Linked DNA regions of Homo sapiens: regions 2 and 3 are each linked to region 1. Evidence: read pairs that join two places in POLR2A ChIA-PET (ENCODE). Cell type or tissue: CD4-positive, alpha-beta T cell. All regions are shown on one strand.

What was found. ChIA-PET counts read pairs that join two places held together with the same protein. Peaks named below come from ENCODE experiments on the same cell type or tissue, not always from the same donor. Only the 100,000 strongest peaks of a DNase experiment are listed, where the experiment ranks them.
Region 2: POLR2A ChIA-PET joins it to region 1 with 11 read pairs; 22 of 35 experiments call an interaction of 5 or more read pairs at or near these places.
Region 3: POLR2A ChIA-PET joins it to region 1 with 13 read pairs; 24 of 35 experiments call an interaction of 5 or more read pairs at or near these places.

What each region holds. Positions count from the first base shown.
Region 1 is chr17:63,610,467-63,615,466 of GRCh38, forward strand. It overlaps the pseudogene FAM136DP. Among named protein-coding and RNA genes, the nearest start is that of MAP3K3, 9.4 kb to the right of the region's middle. RefSeq lists enhancers at 140-640, 641-1,141. In CD4-positive, alpha-beta T cell, CTCF peaks have their summits at 1,966 (motif pointing left) and 2,165; DNase peaks (open chromatin) are centred at 1,045 and 1,955; H3K27ac peaks cover 1,712 bases.
Region 2 is chr17:63,426,555-63,431,554 of GRCh38, forward strand. It overlaps TANC2 (tetratricopeptide repeat, ankyrin repeat and coiled-coil containing 2), which reads left to right. Exons shown (of 28, transcript NM_001394998.1): 28 at 1-1,149. Among named protein-coding and RNA genes, the nearest start is that of CYB561, 17 kb to the right of the region's middle. In CD4-positive, alpha-beta T cell, no CTCF peak of the experiment used is centred here; no DNase peak of the experiment used is centred here; H3K27ac peaks cover 603 bases.
Region 3 is chr17:63,437,581-63,442,580 of GRCh38, forward strand. The region is part of intron 1 of CYB561 (cytochrome b561); the gene reads right to left. Among named protein-coding and RNA genes, the nearest start is that of CYB561, 6.2 kb to the right of the region's middle. RefSeq lists an enhancer at 1-807. In CD4-positive, alpha-beta T cell, no CTCF peak of the experiment used is centred here; DNase peaks (open chromatin) are centred at 2,271 and 2,731; H3K4me3 peaks cover 748 bases; H3K27ac peaks cover 2,829 bases.

The sequences.
Region 1 (5,000 bases):
CTTGGAGGGCTCTGGCTTGTTACAGGGGAGATCCTTACTGGCAGGACAAGCACTGGCCATAGGATATATAAGCTCTAAAACTCTCCTGTAATATCTCTGACCCAATTTAGCACCACTTTTTTCCATTTCATTTTTTAGGACTGAAACATAAAAGAACCAGTGTCCAGAGGCAAGTGACATATGTCTTACACTTGTGGCCATCCTTCATTTCTTCATAAACTTTGCTTAAAAGACTAAAATTCCCAATTCCTTATAAAAAATATATTCTTGCCCTCAGCCCCAGTGGCCACTGGCAAAGACTGTTATTTCCCAATGGATAAGAGAGCCTCCTTCATCTTCTTGGCCATAGTTGGGATGAGGTGCGTGTGGTCATCCACACACTTGGTCACACAACCGTCCAGCTGCTGCTTCACCTGAAGCTCCTTACTCCCAGTATCCATTGAATCTTTGGCTTTGTTGTTGCAATGCATGGCGCACCGGGCCAGGTGGTGCCGGAACTTCTCCAACTCACTGGTGAGCAAAGCCCGGGCTTGAGCCAGAGGCACATGGCAGTGCTTTGATGTACTGGTGCACCTACTGCATGGAGGCCTGGCTGTCCTCACAACAGCTGGTGCTGCACCGGAACATGAGACCCTGCATCTTCCAGATGTTCTCTCTCTCCAGACTCTTCACCATGGAGTCCACCACCTCCTGCACCCACAGCTGCTGCAGCTCTGCCATGGCGTCCCCATACCGCCCTGCACCGTGCCACCCCGGCTAATTTTTGTATCTTTAGTAGAGACCAGGTTTGGCCATGTTGGCCAGGCTGGTCTCGAACTCCTGACCTTAGGTGATCCGTCCATCTTGGCCTCCCAAAGTGCTGGGATTACAGGCATGAGCCATGGCGCCCAGCCTCTGTCTTTCAAAAAAAAAAAAAGGGACTTACTAGGGCCTGCTTTGCCTGGGTCCCTATGCATCCTGGGATTGGTCAGAGTGAACCAATGAGAAGACTGAGCTGCTCTCAAGAAGGGCTACCACAAGCTGGTTTTGAAAGCTTCTTGGTTCTGAGAACAACCAGCCCTAGATCCTTTTCATCTCTGATGCCAAATGATGTGGCACTGAGAACTGAAGAGGAAACGTGAACAGAAAGAAGAGTGAGGGCTGAATAAGAAGCCTCGCCAGTGGGAAATAGGGCCCTTGGTACCTTTTGCTCCTAATAGTCACATCTGTGTTTAGAAGGGCCAGGAACTCCCACCTCCTGCGTCAGAGCCTGTCAAGCATGTCAGGCCTAGAGTGGCTTTCTGATCCCTGTTATACACCTATTTATAAGTTATCTAAGCTAATTCTGAGCTCAGAGTAATTTTCCTGAAGGAGCTTCAGGTAAATAAGGATGACAAAGAACTAAAACCAAATTTACTGTAAATGATAACTTCAGCTTCTAAGAAAAGAATTACTGACTCCACACTGATGTCAATAGCTGGAGAGCAAGGGCTACGAGGAAGAAAACCAGTGAAATAATCCATGGTCATGCCACTTGCCCAAATATCTGAATTGCTTATCATTAAAAAAGAGCAAATTTACGTTTATATGTGGCTTCATAATTTGTAAGATACGTTTACATGTTATTTATTTGATTTTCCCAACAAACCTATAAAACACTTTGGCCAAGTATTTTATGCACAAATGATCTCATACCAAGCAGGAAAGAACAGGTCTTACACTGATAGACCTTGGTGTTTATAAAATAGCTCTGTTTTGGAAATTAATTTGGAGGAATCTTATTTATAATCTGAGAAATCTGTACTAAGGGAGTCTGCTCTTAAAGGGAACATGGCTAGTCATGTGAATAGATCTCTAATGTAGCATATAGAATCTTTATTAATATGGATTGTTGCATAACCAATTATCTTACATCAAGACATGCTTACTGTAAGGCACAGTAAAGGCTCCTGTGATGATGGCTCTGCACTGACCCCTAGTGGTGCCCTGCAGTCTCTCTCCTGCAGTTAATAGGAAAGGCAGAAATGAACCCTTCTTGAATTTGTTCTGCTGTCTCTAGATCTGGAAAAGAGACCCTGAGCTATTCAAATAAAGATGGTCACGGCCGGGTGCGGTGGCTCCCGCTTGTAATCCCAGCACTTTGGGAAGCCGAGGCGGGTGGATTACCTGAGGTCAGGAATTCGAGACTAGCCTGGCCAACATGGTGAAACCCCGTCTCTACTAAAAATACAAAAATTAGCCAGGCATGGTGGCAGGCGCCTGTAGTCCCAGCTACTCAGGAGGCTGAGGCAGGAGAATCACTTGAACCCGGGAGGTGGAGGTTGCAGTGAGCCGAGATCACACCATTGCACTCCAGCCTGGGGCACAAGAGCGAGACTCCGTCTCAAAAAAAAAACATTAAAGATGGTTACATCCATATGCCAAGGTATTATGTTGCCACTAAAAATTATTTTTTAAAGAATCTTTTGTCAGAGAAAATGTTTAGAATATAACATTAAGTGGGAAAAAAGATACAAAACTACATGTATAGTGTGGTCCAAATTTTGAAATAGATATGTATATATTTATTTAACATATTATATATATGAACTTTTTAAAAAAGACTAGAAGGAAATGTACTAAAATATCAAAACAGGTTATCTCAGGGTAGTGATGTTATTACTGAGCTTTATATTCTGTAATCATGTTTTCCTTTTTTCTTTCTTTCTTTTCTTTTCTTAAGAGATGGTGTCTTCCCGGCCGGGCGCGGTGGCTCACGCCTGTAATCCCAGCACTTTGGGAGGCCGATGTGTGTGGATCATAAGGTCAGGAGTTCGAGACCAGCCTGGCCAATGTGGTGAAACCCCGTCTCTACTAAAAATATAAAAATTGGCTGGGCGTGGTGGCGGGCGCCTGTAATCCCAGCTACTTGGGAAGCTGAGGCAGGAGAGTCATTTGAACCCAGGAGGCGGAAGTTGCAGTGAGCCAAGATCGCACCACTGCACTCCAGCCTGGGCGACAGAGCAAGACTCCGTCTCACCGAAAAAAGAAAAAAAAGAGAGAGAGAGAGATGGGGTCTTCCTGTGTAAGGCTGGTTTTGAATTCCTGGCTCCTAGGGATCCTCTTGCCTCAGCCTCCCAAAGTGCTGGGATTATAGGTGTGAGCCACTGTGCCCAGCCCCCATGTTTTACTTTTATCAGGTGACATAATTAAAAAAAAACCAAAAGCTAGTCTCACAGCATCTGAGAGTCTGGGAGTCAGATGCATGTTAAAGTCAGAGGAATGAGGTCCAGTGCTGGCTTGGCTTGCTTTGCCTTATCTTTGGTTATTGTCTTAGCAACATAAAATTATTCAAGGTCTTGAAGCCACCTTGGGCTTACCTTCAAGTGTCCTTTTAGTGGGACAGAAGTATCTGTGATAGGCTCTGTTCACAGTCTTGACTGTTATAAGAAGCACTCTTGTGCGTAGCCACCTCCCCTCTGCTAGAGGCCCTGGCTGAATCCAAGAGGAACAGCAAAGGCTGTGCCTCCAACCAACTGTGGAAATTCAGCCATGTGGTTGAGTTACTTTTTTTTCTCTGAAACTTATAGCAGTCAATAAATTTTCAAACTCGAAGAGCCCCCAATTCCCAGACTTATTTGAATCCCCAAAGACACTTCTGGAGACATTCTCTTCACAGAAAATAAGTCTGGCAAAAGGGAATGCGATGATAGATCCACAATACTCTTTTTCTTTTCCTTTTCCTTTCCTTTCTTTCTTTCTTTTCTTTTCTTTTTTTTGTGTGTGTGTGTGTGTAACAGGGTCTTTGTCAGCCAAGCTGGAGTGCAGTGGCACAACCATCGCTCACTGCAGCCTCAACCTCTCAGGCTCAAGCAATCCTTCTGCTTCAGCCTCCTTGCATGCCACCATGCCCGGTTATTTTATGTTTTGAAGAGATGGGGTATTGCTATGTTGACAGGGCTGGTCTTGAACTCCTGGGCTCAAGTGATCCTCCCATCTTGGCCTCCTGAAGTGCTGGGATTACAGGTATGAGCCATCAGCCTGGTGCCACACTACTCTTAACTGAAATTATTCTATGTCCAGCCAGTGAACAGGATAGCATTTTTACTTCTTTGTTCTTTTTATTTTTTGTGTATGCCCAAAAGGTAACATTTATTGTCTTTAAAAAGGCAAATCTTACATAAATAAATAACAACAACAACAACAACAAAATTCCCATTTAATTCTACCTCCTAAGATACAACCACCATTAACGATTTATATTTTTTCACTCTTTGGAGCCAGTCTGCTAGGGACCAAATTCTAGCTCTGCCAACAGCTAGCAACCTTGGACAAGAACTTAACCTCTTTGTACATGCTTCTTTACCTGTAAAATGGGGGTAATGATAGTACCGATTACATGCGGCTGTTTTGAGAATTAAGTTAATATATGTTAAGCACTTGAAACAGCACCTGGCAATAGTTAAGTGTTCAATAAATGTTGGCCTTTTTCTAAGTGTGAATGAGCATTTTTTTTTTCATTAAAAAATTTTTTTGGCCAGGCATGGTGGCTAATGCCTGCAATCCTAGCACTTTGGGAGGCCGAGGCAGGTGGATTGCCTGAGCTCAGGAGTTCAAGACCACCCTAGGGAAAACATGGTGAAACACAACATCTACTAAAATACAAAAATTAGCTGGGCTGGGTGGTGCTTGCCTGTAATCCCAGCTACTCGGGAGGCTGAGGCAGGAGAATTGCTTGAACCCAGGAGGCAGAGGTTGCAGTGAGATTGCACCACTGCACTCCAGCCTGGGCCACAGAGCAAGACTCTGTCTCAAAAAAAAAAAAATTTTTTTTTAATTGATATGGGATCTTGCCATGTTGCCCAGGCCAGTCTTGAACTCCTGGGCTCAAGTGATCCTCCCAGCTTGACCTCCCAAAATGCTGGGATTATAGGTGTGAGCCACCTTGCCTGGCCAGCTTCTTTTTTTTTTTTTTTTAAATAGACATGGAGTCTCAGTATGTTGGACAGGCATATCAGGGTCTTGATACGTAGTTTTGAACT
Region 2 (5,000 bases), 180 kb before region 1:
GATGCTTGTGGCCACATGGTGGCCACAGTCAGAGCTTTGAAAGTCAGTACCAAATGAACGCATAATTGGACACCAAAAATCAAGTGTTACTTTCATGTTTCCTCACCCCATCATCTCATTGCCTCCTGCTGACTCTGATACCGACGCTGAGCTGACTTGCCAGGCTGCCGCTGGACGCGTAGAGATCAGGCCAGCGCCGCGCTCATTTTTCCAGGTAGACCTACTCTGTGGAACGGAAGTGCCCTAGCTGCTTTGTTTTTGTAGCACTTGCTGGCTGAATTTTTCTTTTGCTAATCGCTAACCAGAAAGTCTGGTTAGAGGGGGCTCAACTCAATCCCTTTGGTCCCCAGCGCCAGACAAGAGTTAATTCTGGAAAATTCAGTACTTGAATGTACCTGCCTTATTGCATACCAATTTACTGGGGGGAAAAAAAAAGTTAAGAGATGCCGGCTCCAGATCTCCACTTCATTCACAGGTGATTTTGGAAATCCTGTAAGTTACACTTCCTGTTCTGGTTTTGTTTTGTTTTTTGTTTCCTTTGGCTGATTCCTGCTGAGTGAGGCCAGTTCCTCATCAGGCTCAGGGCAGGTGCCTTTTCAGGCGTGGCCTCCTTTCCATCTAGCACAGCATCTTTGTCTCTGTTCTGTCTCCTCCAAATCCAAGATGATTTTAATTAGTACAGACATGTACAGTCTACAATTAAAGAGTGATTTGTACTAATATGATTTTGATTCTTCCTCCTCTTTGCTGTCCTTTCAAGACACTTGCTGGAAAAAGCTTTAATGCACTTAGTTTTCCTTTAGGTTTTCTATGACTCAGATGTAAAGGACTTTCTCTGTACAGTATATTATCCAATGCATGTTTGTTCTCTCTCCTGATATATTGAACACCACACAGTTGTGAAGCCGTGCAGTGGGGATGCCCCACACCCCACAGAGGCATCTACCCCTGTGTATAAGGAAAGACATTTTCCTTTGCTGTACTTGCTTGAGCAGTTTTATTGTCTGTACATGTGAGCTGTGTGAGATAGATGTGAAAAGTTCAAATGAATGCATTTTCCTGCCCCATGTATACAGATTGTCATCTGTACAAGGAACTGTATGTATGAAAGCAAATGTACTTATTTATAAATGGCTAACACTTGGAAAACCATGGTGTTGTGATGCTTTTCTCCTTCCATTACAGCCTCTTCAGGGAGCTGGCTTTTAAGCTTACCCTCCTGAGGATGCAGTGATGGGGGCACCCTCCCTCAGGAGGAATTGGGCAGGTTAGGGCTAAGGCCAAATTCCCGATGATTTGCTTGGTCTCTTGTGGGACATTCAGAGCCACCCCTTTGTGCATTTATTTGCTCGGTCACGTTATTGAGCACCTCCTCTCCTCAGAGTTGGACACTGTGGTAGGCCCTCAAGAGAGCTGTGGACAAGAGACGCCGTTCTAAGGAGCTGTCAGCACAGGCCTGTGACATTTGTTGAGAAAGGGGGGCTTTTTCTTCATTGGAAGAGGTTTCTCTCTAGCTATACCCAGGGAGCACTGAGCTCTTGTTTCATTTTGTAGCTGAAGCTGCACCCAATCCAGCCACCCTACCAAAGCCAAGGCTGAGGTGGGCTGCCAGCTTGAGTGGCTGTGTTTAGAGGCTGCATGCTGAGAGGGTAGCGAGCAGAGGGCACAGCTCCCACTGCAGACCTAAGGGCTTCGTCACAACTGGAGGCCCACTGCTTCCAGGGGCTTTGTCTTTTCATCAGAAATCTGGTCGAACTCCAGTCCTCACCATATAGAGAGCTAGGCAGCTGCATTGTGAATGGAAAAGTGGCAGGTTTCCTGCAACTGGCTGGAGACTCAATACCATCTAAAAGGGAGTGGGGAAGCGGGGGAGCAGCACTGAGCCTGCAGCCTTTCCTGTTTAACTGCTACCTCTGTGTTTACTTCAGGGACAAGCGAGGAGGGAGACCACTTCCTCTTGACATCAGATTTGTGCTAAACAAACATTCCTGCTGTGCATACCTGCATTTCCCAAAGCCTAGGGAAGCAGACAAACTGCAGGCAACACACAGCCCAGCCTAGATGCCACAGTTGCCTTCAAAGAGAAGAGGGGACTCTGGCAGCAGCCACCTGCTCAATCTCAAAACCATTCCTGGGCTGCTCCAGTTATTTCATTAAAAAATGGGTAAGTCGGGGCCGGGCACGGTGGCTCACGCCTGTAATCCCAGCACTTTGGGAGGCTGAGGCGGGCGGATCACGAGGTCAGGAGATCGAGACCATCCTGGCTAACACGGTGAAACCCCGTCTGTACTAAACAAAATACAAAAAATTAGCCAGGCGTGGTGGCAGTCACCTGTAGTCCCAGCTACTCGGGAGGCTGAGGCAAGAGAATGGCATGAACCCAGGAGGCAGAGCTTGCAGTGAGCCGAGATCGTGCCACTGTACTCCAGCCTGGGTGACACAGCGAGGGTCCATCTCAAAAAAAAAAAAAAAGTCATTGGCAAAACCCCAGCTTTTTAATTTATATTTTTTCTTTCTTTTTTTTTTTTTTTTTTTTTTTTTTTTGAGACAGAGTCTGTCACCCAGGCTAGAGTGCAATGGCGTGAGCCCGGCTCACTGCAACCTCCTCCTCCCAGGTTCAAACAATTTTCCTGCCTCAGCCTCCCTAGTAGCTGGAATTACAGGCACCCGCCACCATGCCCAGCTAATTTTTGTATTTTTAGTAGAGACAGGGTTTCGCCATGTTGCCAAGGCTGGTCTCAAACTCCTGACCTCAAGTGATCCACCTACCTCAGCCTCCCAAAGTGCTGGAATTACAGGCATAAGCCACTGTGCCCGACCTAGATGTTTTGTTTTGTTTTTAGATGGAGTCTCACTCTGTCACCCAGGCTGGAGTGCAGTGGTGTGATCATAGCTCACTGCAGCCTCAACCTCCTGAGCTCAAGTGACCCACCCACCTCAGCCTCCCAAGTACCTGGGACCACAGTGCATGCCACCACGCCCTGCTAACTTTTGTTTTGTTTTGCAGAGATGGAGTCTTGTTATGTTGCCCAGGCTGGTCTTGAACTCCTGGCCTCAAGCTGTCCTCCCGCCTTGGCCTCTCAAAGTGCTGGGATTACAGGCATGAGCCACCACACCTGGCCAAACCCCCAGCTTTTTAAGAAGTCCTGGGACATTGGAGGAAAGGAAAAGGAGTGATTCATTTAAAATATTAATACTTCTTAAAAAGAATTTACCCTCAACCTTAATAAAAAGCTACTCAGAGTAGAAGCAAACAGCAAACTCAGCAGAAGTCTGTGTAGATCCTCCGAAGCACTAAGTAAGTCAGACTTTCTTCCCCTGGATATCTGCTCATGGGTACCTTTTGGTAACTGCAGGCAGACACAGTACGCACGTGCACATGGTGGCCAAACTCCCCTGCGGTCGGCTGGGAATGGGTAGGCGAACCAGCGGGGAATGGAGTCACCCTCTTTCAGCTTTAAAAACAAGTTGGAGGAGCTTGGAGTCTTGGCAGCTGAGTTATTCCATTCTCAGGAATAAGATGGGGCACTGATAACAGGTATCATGTCTGGAAGGCCCTGTGATGAAGAGAGGGCCCACATAGAAGAGAAGGTGCTCAGAGTCCATTCTAACAGGCCATCCTCTTGGGAGGTCCATTGTGTCCCAGACACTGTGATAGGGACTTCACATGTGTTCCCTAATGTATTCCTCACACCTCGACAGACGACACTGCTGTCTCCAAAACAAATGCAGAAGCAGATCCTGAGAGCTGAAGTTGCTCAGGGTCACAGAGGCACAGGTAGGCCTCTGAATCAGCCACACTGACAGCTCTTCCCTCCACCACGCTGCCTCCTCTCTCAGAAGGGATGGTCTGAAAAGAGCAAGCAACCCGAATGGCGCCCCACGGAGTGCAGGCGCTGGGTCCAGGAGGATGGCTTGGGAAATGCCGCGTGCTTGTTTGGAGAAATAACTCTATGCCACAGTCAAGAGGAGTCGCTTTGGGACCCCAGTAAGAAAATGAGGTCCCTGCTATTATCCAGCCAGAGATTCGTAGAGGAAGAGGTGAAGTGGCTGGCTGGAGAGGGAGGCATCATCCCTTGGTGACTGGGATCACTTCAATATTCACAGAGACCCATAAGATTCAGAGGCTGGTGCAAAAAAAAAAAAAAAAAAAAAAAAAACAGAAATGAGATGCTGACTGAGGAACCAGTTTGTGACATGTATCAAGCCTTGTGCTTTGAATGCTTTTCAGTAAATAAAGGTCCACACTCAGCTGGGCGTGGTGGCTCACACCTGTAATCCCAGCACTTTGGGAGGCCAAGGCGGGTGGATCACCTGAGGTAGGGAGTTCAAGACCAGCCTGACCAACATGGAGAAACCCCATCATCTCTACTAAAAATACAAAATTAGCTGAGTGTGGTGGCGCATGCCTGTAATCCCAGCTACTCAGGAGGCTGAGGCAGGAGAATCGCTTGAACCCAGGAGGCGGAGGTTGCAGTGAGCTGAGATTGCGCCATTGCACTCCAGCCTGGGCAACAAGAGCGAAACTCCGTCTCAAAAAAATAAAATAAAAATAAAGGTCCACATGGAAGCCTTGATTCAGGAGGGACTCTACAGGTGCCCTAAGGAAAGACCTCTCCGTTCTGGCTCCTACACGTTAGAGACCAGCTACAATGCAGAAGACAAAGTTGAGACCAACGCGGGGAAGCAGGGACTCCTGTTACCTTATTAGAGGATTTGCTGTTGGGTCCCTTTAAATAGTGAGCTCTGGTGAGTTTTTAAATTGCTTTAAGTAAGTCAGAGGTCCCCAGCCCCAGGGCCACAGACCAGTATGGGTCTGTGGCTGTTAGAACCTGGCTGCACAGTAGGAGGTGAGCAGCAGCGGGTGAGCATGACCACCTGAGCTCCGCCTCCTGTCAGATCAGCTGCAGCATTAGATTCTCATAGGAGTGCAGACCCTATTAATTATGAACTACGCATGCGAGGGATCTAGGTTGCATGCTCCTTAGGAGAATCGAATG
Region 3 (5,000 bases), 170 kb before region 1:
CAGAGGAGCAGCGCACAGCACCCCGAGATGCGCACAGCCCCCGCGGATGCACACAGCCCCCCAAGATGCGCACAGGCCCCCCGAGATGTACACACCCCTCAAGATGCGCACAGCCGCCCCCGGAGATAAGCACGGTCCCCCCAGATATGCACAGCCCCCCCCGAAATGCGCACAGCCGCCCCTGCTAGATGCGCGCAACACCCCCCCCGGGTTGCGCACAGCCCCCTCCAGATGCGCACAGCCACCCCGCTAGATGGGCACAGCCCCCCCGAGATGCACACAGCACCCCCAGATGCGAGCAGCCCCCCTGAGATGCGCATGTCCCCCCCACGGATGCGCACAGCCCCTAGAGACTGCGCCTGAGATGCGGCGCGGCTCCTCCCACGGCGGCCCCGCCACCCTCCCCCGAGGCTCCCGCTGGAAGCAGCGCTCGCTCTCCTACCCGCAAGCCCCTTCCCACCCATCGTCCTGAGGCAGAGGTCTCAAGTCTCGGGAGTGGCTGGGGGGAGGGGCCCAGCCTCCCCACGGGGACAGGCGTGACCTGGGACACGACGCCAGGAGTTCCATATGCGGTGAGGGTGCAAGGAAAGATACCCCAAATTCTAGTGAGCTCAAGGGCCCAGTGCCCGGCTTTGTTTTCTGTTTCATGAGGCCCTGGCCTTCCCTGGGTGGGCTTTACAGGTGAGTTACACAGGCAAGCGCGCTCCTTGACGGGAAGGAAGGGGCTGGTCACACCTTTTCTCCAGACGCGTCATGAAGTACATCTCGGGAGAAATGGGAAGTCTCCCTCCCCCATCCTGGTTTTTAACTCCATGCTGGCGATGAGGAGGCCTCCCCACCCCACACCCAGGAGAGCCAGCCCCGCTCCCCCCACGCCCCCGCCCGCCCCCCACCCCGCTCCCCGCCCGGCCGCGCCTGCAGAGTAGAAGTGCCCCGACCATGCTGCACACAGGGACCTGTCAGCACACAGGGACAGGGCACTTCCCCTCCACACCAGGGGCGGGGCGGACCCGCACTCTAGAGGGGCCCTCAGGGAGGTTTCCAAAACTGAAGGCCCCCAGAAACGAGGCCTGCGAAGGGGCCGGGTAGAGCTCAGCACGGCTGTCCCAGGTGCTCGGCCCCACGTGGCCCTCCAGGAGGAAAGGAGAGCGGGTGGTTCCTAGCGAAGCAGCAATGAGAAGGCCCCGCTAAGAGCCCAAGGGAGTGCCCAGTGCCTGCACAGCTTCATGCCGGCCGGAGAGCACCCAGCAGCTGGGGATGGGAGGAGAGGCGGCAGGAGGAGAACAAGCGGGGCTCTCCCCTCACCCGGCAGCGGCCTGTGCGCCACGGAAAAGTGCTGCCATGGCCCACAGTTGCCACTGCAACTGCCACCACCATGGCCACCACAAGCAGACCCCAGAGCACTGCTGCTGCCCCCCATCCCGCCCCGGTTCCCCACTGGCCCCTTGCCACGGTCCAGCCTCTCCTGGCAGCAACTGTATCAGAACTAGGGGGACAGTGGCCAGCACAGGGGCACTGACCCCCTTCACACCCGGCACACGCTCTGCCCTGCAGTGCCCAGGAGCTGGTTTTCAGTCCCTCCCAGTGATGGGCTCCTTCTCTGCTCCCCAGTTCTCTCTGCCACATCGGACAACTGTTGGCAACTCCACCATTAAAGGGGGGGTGTGTGTGTGGGCCGGGTGCGATGGCTCACACCTATAATCCCAGCACCTGGGGAGGCCAAGGCGAGTGGATCACCTGAGGCCAGGAGTTCAAGACCAGCCACAACATGGTGAAACCCTATCTCTACTAAAAATATAAAAATTAGCCGGGCATGGTGGCTCACACCTGTAATCCCAGCTACTTGGGAGGCTGAGGCACTAGAATCCCTTGAGCTCAGGAGGCAGAGTTTGCAGTGGGCCAAGATCGCACCACTGCATTCCAGCCTGGGTGACAGAATGAGACTCTGTCTCAAAAAAAATTTTTTTTAATTAAAAAAAAAAGGGTGTGTGTGTGTGCTAATAATCCACACGCACTGCAGTAGAATATGGATCAGCAAAAAAGGTAAAATGACAGGCCATCAGAATTTGATCTATATCCTCACACACCTTCTTCCTAAAACACATATGCATCCTTTTATAGAAGCAGGATCATTTATTCCATTTTCTAACCTGCTTTTTAACTGAGGGCGTAGCACACATGGATGTTTGTGTCAATGGATACGCGCCCACATCATCATTTTCGTAACCTCACACTCTTGCATTGCACGGCCATTTTTTAGCCAACTAGTTCCCATTGTTCAGCATTTAGCTAGCTTTCGATTTCAGTTTTCCACCAAATAAACAACAGGATGTGGTCATCTGCAAACTTCTCTGCAGGGAATCCTGAAACAAGGGCTAGGTTCTGTTTTAGACTTCTGACACATTCCATCAAATCATCTCCCAGAAACATAGCTCCAATCCACATTCCCAGGGTGGACGGGAATACGGGATTCCAGAAGCCCCAGCCAACAATAAATCCTATTTTTGGAACTCCTGCCTCTGTCCTTATCTGTCACCTACACGGGTATCAGTTCTGTCCCCGCCACCCCAAATTCAAGCCCCATTTCTGACGGTTCACTACTCATCTCTACCTGGACATCCCACAGACGCTTCAAACCCAGCTCGTCCCAAGTCACCTTCTCTCCCATCGTCGCCAAGTTCTCTCATGCCCTCCCCACTAGCTAGCAGGGCTGCCCTTCTTCCGGGCCCAGGTGACACCTCAGCTCCTCCACAGAAGGCTGCCCAGGCCGCCGCATGCTGGCACCCCTCCCCTCACTTCCCTCCTGAGCATCCTCACTGCCCCACCCAAGTCAGGGCCTGCAGCTTCTCCCTCTTCAACGTGACAGACATGCCAGGGACAAAGCCAGCTCCCAACATCATGCTGTCCCCTGCGTAAGTGCCCCCGAGTGCCAGTGAAATGCCAACTGCATGGCATGATCCTGCCCGTTTCCATCTGCAGCCCCCACTGTTCCTGCTAGGCCCTCTAGAGGAGACGCCTGGGCTCACAGAATCCAAGGACATGGCCCAGCCTGGCTCCCTGCTGTGGGCCCACACCCCTGCCTCCACTCCTCAGGCACCGCGGTGCGCAGATCACTCTGTCCCCAGGCTCTCCCGGAGCCTCCTTACCCTCGCGGTGCCCTGTCTGCTCCTCGAAGGCAGGGACGCTCTCACTCCTCCTTGGGTATCTTTGGGTCTCTAATACCCCGAGTCTAACAGGAAAATGTACTGAAAGAAGTGCTGTCCCCCCTGGTCACTTGTTGTCTGTCCTCCTCTCCAGGTCGCCGCCTCCTTTATTAGATTCATCCCCAGAGAGCCTGGCTGCAGGCAGAATCTGATTAGCTACAAATTAGGAAGAACAGAGGGGACATCACCTCTCCCTCTGCTGGGTGACCCGGCAACTTCCTCACACCTCGTGGAGTACAAAGGGCAGGAGAGGCCCGCAGAGCGAGGGGCCGCTGCCCACTCCTTCCTTCCCACCAGGCTCCCTGGAAGACAGTGGACATCAGAGCCAGGCTCTCTTCTCGCAGCGACGACTGCCTGCGGCTTCAACATCCTACAGTGAAATGCCCGGCCTGGCCTCCCGGGGAGTCGGAACCATAACATTGTTTGCTCCCCACCATGGCAGGGCAGACGTGTGCTTGGTGTGTCAGTAGGGTGGGGACCCAACAGCCTGTGAGCACCTGCTCTGTGCTGGGCACTTCATGCCATCTCTAATGTCACCCTTAAATGACACTGTGTGGATAACAGGAGCATTGCCCCAATTTGACAGGCCAGGAAATGGAGGCTCAAAGAGGACAAGCGACAGGCCCCCAAATTCCCATCAGCAAATAGCAGCTCAACTCAACCCGCAGCCACCTGCACTTGGCCAGGTGCTAGGGCCACACAGAGGGGGCCTGGTCCCTGCCCTAAAGGGGCGTGCAGATGAGCTTTGGTACAGACCCAATTTTCAGGTAAGGGTGGTACAAGTTCAAGCCAGGAGCTAATCTGGGCCTCCAAGACCCGTCCCAGCATGCACACGGAAGACGGCACCCCTGCTTTGATGTCTGTGGGCAATAGCATCTCTAGCTCTCCTGCCGAACAGTGGCTGCCTGCTCGTGGCTTTGGCCTTTCCAAGGCCCAGGAACTAGGGTGGTGCTGTCAGTCTTTCCAGAGACTGAGGCCAGCAAGGGTCTGTGTTGGAGCTCACTGAGGAAGCTGCTTTGACGCAGGGGAAGCTCCCGGGCGGTGCCCCCCCTCCTGTGCCAGTCCTCCTGCGTCCTCCCCGCCTCGGTTCCACCATGGCACTAAGCACTGGTGCGTGCAAGACAGCAGGCCCTGACCGAAGGCAAGAGGGAAGGGGTTACAGGAGGGCAAACAAGCCGAGGAAGATGCATTTCCATTTGCTCCTAAGGCGGGTGCCCTGGCCTAGGCAGCCCAGGCACCCGGGGCACCTGGGCATCTGGGAGGAAGCCAGAGATGAACAGCGGCCTCTGGAATGACAGCAGCCTGCTTCTGATTCAAAGGCGAGGCTTCAAAATCTAAGTGTAAGGATGAAAGGAAAGCCCATGGCTGGCCTGCAGGCGACCACAGTCCGTAGGTTCTGAGCGTGGCTCTGTGCTTTACAGGAGATAAGCGGAAGATCCCTTCCGCAACAGGACTCTCGTGAGGCCATTCATTGGACATAATTGATAACCCATTTGTGTGCAGGGAAGGGCTGTCCCATGCCAGAGGTGGGGGTGTACAGGGATAGACATTCTGGTATCTCTGGACAGAATCTGACCCACCCACAAATGTGTCTGCTGCATTTGCAAACCTGGACATTGGGTGAGATTTCTCCCTAGGAAGCAAGGCTTTGAATCGTGGCCCTCATTTCCCAGTCTTGACAGCAAGAATACTCTCTCGCTCTTCCCTCCTCACTGGGCAGCCCTGGGACACCGGCTGTTCTTGGGCCCTCTGTGTTCTCAGAGCAGAACTGTGGGCAGCAGCTTCAAGGCCTGGAAG